2 separate regions of the Homo sapiens genome follow, and region 1 is linked to region 2. A link is an interaction called in ENCODE POLR2A ChIA-PET data of the cell type or tissue named here. Cell type or tissue: IMR-90. All regions are shown on one strand.

Region 1 (2,500 bases), 170 kb before region 2:
CAGAATGTGTCTGTATTTGGGGACAGGGTACTATGGTCTGAATGTTTGCATCCCACCAAAATTCAGGTTGAAACCTAATTTCCAGTGTGATGATATTATGAGGTGGTGGCTTTTGGGAGGTGAGAGCTCTGCCCTTACGAATAAGATTAATGCCTGTATCAGTCCGTCTTCGAATTTCTGTCAAGAAACACCTGAGACCAGCTAATTTATAAAGAAAAGTTTGATTGGCTCATGGGTCTGCAGGCTGTACAGGAAGCATGGTGCTGGCATCTGCTCAGCTTCTGGGGAGGCCTCAGGAAGCTTCCAATCATGACAGAAGGTGAAGGGGGAACAGGTGTCTCACGTGGCCAGAGCGGGAGGAAGAGAGAGTTGAGGGGGAGGTACCACACACTTTTAAACAACCAGCTCCCATGAGAACCCACCACTGTCAGGAAGACAACACCAAGCCATGAGGTATCCACTGCCAAGCAAACACCTCCCACCAGGCCCCATCTCCAACTTTGGGGATTACATTTTTTTTTTTTTTTGAGATGGAGTTTCACTCTTGTTGCCCAGGCTGGAGTGCAGTGGCGTGATCTCAGCTCACTGAAACCTCCACCTCCTGGGTTCAAGCGATTCTCCTGCCTCAGCCCCCCAAGTAGCTGGGATTACTGGCGTCTGCCACTATGCCTGGCTAATTTTTTGTATTTTTAGTAGAGAGGTGGTTTTACCATGTTGGCCAGGCTTGTCTTGAACTCCTGACTTCACGCGATCTACCCACCTCGGCCTCCCAAACTGCTGGGATTACAGGCGTGAGCCACCGTGCCTGGCCAGGGATTACATTTCAACATGAGATTTTGGTGGGACAAATATCCCAACCATATCAATGCCCTTATTAAAGAGGCTCCAGGGGCCAGGTGCGGTGGCTCACGCCTGTAATCCCAGCACTTTGGGAGCCTGAGGCGGGCACATCATGAGGTCAGGAGATCGAGACTATCCTGGCCAACTTGGTGAAACTCTGTCTCTACTAAAAATACAAAAATGAGTTGGGCGTGGTGGCGCATGCCTGTAATCCCAGCTATTCGGGAGGCTGAGGCAGGAGAATTGCTTGAGCCAGGGAGTCGGAGGTTGCGGTGAGCAAAGATTGCGCCACTGCACTCCAGCCTGGTGACAGAGTAAGACTCCGTCTCAAAAAAATAAATAAAAAGAGGCTCCAGGGAGCTTGCTTACTCAGTCCACCACGTAAGGACACAGCAAGAAGGCACCATCTATGAACCAGGAAGCAAAACAGTCCTCATCAGGCACCAATCTGCTGGCACCTTGATCTCGGACTTCCCAGCCTCCAGAACTGTGAGCAATAAATTTGTTGTTTTTAAGCCGCCCAGTCTGTGATGTTTTGTTTTAGCATCCCAGACTAAGTAAGGGTTTAAAAGAGGTGATTAAGTTAAAATGAGGTCATCAGGGTGCACCCCAGTCCGACATAGCTGATGTCCTTATAAGAAGAGGAAATTAGGACACAGACATATGCCATGTGAAGACGCAGGGAGAATGTGACATCTGCAAGCCAAGGAGAGAGGCTGCAGGAGAAACCAGCTCTGCTGACACTTTGATCTCAAGCTCTGGCCACCAGAACTGTGAGCAAATAAGTGTCTGTTGTTTAGGGCACCCTGTCCATGGCACCTTGCTCCGATAGCCCCAGGAAACGAATCCACAGGTATGTTCTCTTATCATCTCCATTTTACAAGCCAAGAAACCCAGGCTCTGAGAGGCAAAGGATTCACCCAGAGTCCCACAGCTAGTAAGAGGCAGAGCCCGTATTCAAACCCGAGTCTTTGGGCAGCAGGGCTCAAGTCCTTGGCGATGGGGCTGCCAGAGGGCCAAGCTGGTCTTCAGACCCTCAGGTCCAGAATTCTCCCAGTCTCCTCCCCTGCGTTTGGTGGCTTCTCCCTCCAGCCACCCGCCTCCTTCCTTCACCTTGTTGGAGGCAGCTCCACGTCCCTGCCTCTGAGTCCCTGCCTCTGAGTCCCTGCCTCTGAGCTGCTGGCTTCAGCATTGCGGGGGAGCAGCCTTTCTCCAGCTCCTTTCCTCCCGGCCCTCCACTGAAGGCTCTTCTGCCAGCTGCACACGTGTACACACACACACACACGCACACACACACACTTGCAAACTCACAAACACACTTGCAAACTCACACACACACACTTGCAAACTCAGTCACTCTCACACTCACTCCTCACACCCTCACACACTCCTTACACACGCACTCCTCGCACACACCTCACATGCACTCACACACACGCACACACTCCTCACACACTCCTCACACACACACTCCTCACACACACGCACTCCTCACACACGCACTCCTCACACACACACTCCTCACACACACTCCTCACACACACACTCACACACATGCACTCCTCACACACGCACTCCTCACACATGCACTCCTCACACTCCTCACACACACGCACTCCACACACACACTCCTCACACACGCACTCCTCACACACACTCC
Region 2 (2,500 bases):
TCCCTTACCAGGACTGATGAGGAAAGGCAATAGGTGTTCCTCCAAAATCACTCCATCCTTGGCCGGGTGCAGTGGCTCATGCCTGTAATCCCAGCATTTTGGGAGGCTGAGGCTGGTGGATCACTTGAGGACAGGAGTTTGAGACCTACCTGGCCAACATGGCAAAATCCCATCTCTACTAAAAGTACAAAAAAAAAAAATTAGCTGTACATGGTGGTGTGTGCTTGTAGTTCCCAGCTACTCAGGAGGCTGAGGCAGGGAATCACTTAAACCTGGGAGGTGGAGGTTGCAGTGAGCCAAGATCGTGTCACTTCACTCCAGCCTGGGCGACAGAGTGAGTGAGACTCTGTCTCAAAAAAAAAAAAAAAAAAAAAACATAAAACAAAACAAAAATCACTCCGTCCTCTGGCAATTGAGCTGTGGGTACCCACATCCCCCTACAGGCTGATTAGAGGGACACCCTTGGAAAACCCATTTTTGATTATGTCCCAAAATGAGGTCTGCCTGTCACAAGTGATTCACAAGGGAGTGCCACCTGGATGAGGAGTTTTGTAATGTTTATTTGAAAGTTTCAGGAAAAGCACAACCAGCATATGCAACTCGTTCACTCAGCTATTCCTTAAAGTATGTGTTGATATTTTAAGAGTAAGTCCTTTGGGAGGCTGAGGCGGGCGGATCACGAGGTCAGGAGATCGAGACCATCCTGGCTGATATGGTGAAACCCCATCTCTACTAAAAATACAAAAATCAGTCAGGCGTGGTGGCAGGCGCCTGTAGTCCCAGCTACTCGGGAGGCTGAGGCAGGGGAATCTCTTGAACCCGGGAGACAGAGGTTGCAGTGAGCCAACATCGCGCCACTGCACTCCAGCCTGGGCAACAGAGTGAGACTCCGTCTCAAAAAAAAAAAAAGAGTAAGTCAATGTTTGGAAAGCTGTTAAGAGAATCATAGTACAGATAGTTCACAAACATAGCCAAACCCTGAAGAGTGGGTGAAGGAAAGAAGTTGGGGAACACAGGGTGGGAAGGAGGAACAAGACGGGAAGTTCATGGCAGACGTGGATCCTGCTCTGCCTGGCATGTCTGCAGGCTGGGGAGGAGCAGGCCTTGCAGAAAAAGCGGGGACTGAGCCCCACCTTCTATTTCCAGCCATTGGGCAGCAATTCAGCGGTCACCAGCGTGGGAGGAGAGGTGGTCAGGAGCTCTGACTGTCAGCCCCTGGGGCTGGCCCAGCCCTCCCTCACTCGTCTGGTCTGTCTCAAACCGCAGAGGGGCCCCTCCGAGGCCGCAGTGGCCAGGGACAGGGAGCAATGGAGACACCAAGGAATGATGGAAGAAAGCTCACCTCCCTCCTCCCACCTCCAGGCTCCAAACCGAGAGACATGGAGGCAGGCACGTACCACAGACGTGCTCGGGTGAAATGCATCATTCAAATAATAACCATTTTTTTAAGGTAAAAGCCACCCAAAGCAAATTCCTACTAGACTGGACTTGTATTGCCTCCTGCAGCATCAGGCCTGCCTTCACCCTCCACAGACTTTTCCACACCAGCTGCATTTTCCTGCATAGGTGACAGCGGTGAGGACAGTGATCCCCAGATGGCCAGGACAGGGACAGCTGCTGGCCGCTCCACAGGGTCTCCTCTTCTCTCCCCCAGCCCTGCTGGCATCCACGGTGGGGCCAATTTCCTTGACTTTGTATCAGGGTTGACGCAATGCAGTGCCTGCTTCGTTTCAAAGGCAGGTATACAAGACAGTGAAATCGCCTTCCCATAGAGGGACAGCCTCAGGAGCAGAGCCGAGAGTGCCAGGCCCCTCCTCAGAGTGCCAAGTGAGTGAATTCCTGGAAAGTGCTTACAACACTCCTGGACACTGAGTAGGAAGATCTTTTTTTTGAGACAGAGTCTCGCTCTGTGCCCCAGGCTGGAGTGCAGTGGCGTGATCTCGGCTCACTGCAACCTCCACCTCCTGGGTTCAAGTGATTTTCGTGCTTCAGCCTCCTGAGTAGCTGAGACTACAGGCGAGCCCCACCACGCCTGGTTAATTTTTGTATTTTTAGTAGAGACAGGGTTTTGCCATGTTGGCCAGGCTCGTCTCAAACTCCTAAGCTCAGGTGATCTACCCGCCTCAGCCTCCCAAAGTGCAGGGATTACAGATGTGAGCCACTGTGCTTGACTGAGTAGGGAGATTTTAAGCAAGCCGCCATCTCCTCCATCGCCATCACCAGCCCTGTCCTGGACACCATCGCTAAAGCTCACTTCACCCTCTTGGCTTTGCCAGACTTTCTGACTGCCCTCAGATGCTCCGGCCAAATGAATCAAAAGCACGTTATGGGGCTGGGTGTGGTGGCACACACCTGTGATCTCAGGCTGAAGTGGGAGGATCACTTGGGTGCTGGAATCAGCCTGAGCAACATAGCAAGATCCCGTCTCTACAACAATAAAAATTTAAAAATTAGCCAGGCATGGTGGCACGTGTCTGTGGTCCCAGCTACTCAGGAGGCT

Evidence for each region. ChIA-PET counts read pairs that join two places held together with the same protein. Peaks named below come from ENCODE experiments on the same cell type or tissue, not always from the same donor. Only the 100,000 strongest peaks of a DNase experiment are listed, where the experiment ranks them.
Region 1: POLR2A ChIA-PET joins it to region 2 with 5 read pairs; 3 of 35 experiments call an interaction of 5 or more read pairs at or near these places.

Annotation. Positions count from the first base shown.
Region 1 is chr9:129,573,906-129,576,405 of GRCh38, forward strand. It overlaps LOC105376292 (a long non-coding RNA gene), which reads left to right and starts at 1,502. Exons shown (of 5, transcript NR_188669.1): 1 at 1,502-1,693. In IMR-90, no CTCF peak of the experiment used is centred here; a DNase peak (open chromatin) is centred at 1,226; H3K4me3 peaks cover 364 bases; H3K27ac peaks cover 1,530 bases.
Region 2 is chr9:129,741,976-129,744,475 of GRCh38, forward strand. All of the region lies in intron 2 of PTGES (prostaglandin E synthase), which reads right to left. Among named protein-coding and RNA genes, the nearest start is that of PTGES, 9.8 kb to the right of the region's middle. RefSeq lists an enhancer at 722-1,222. In IMR-90, no CTCF peak of the experiment used is centred here; no DNase peak of the experiment used is centred here.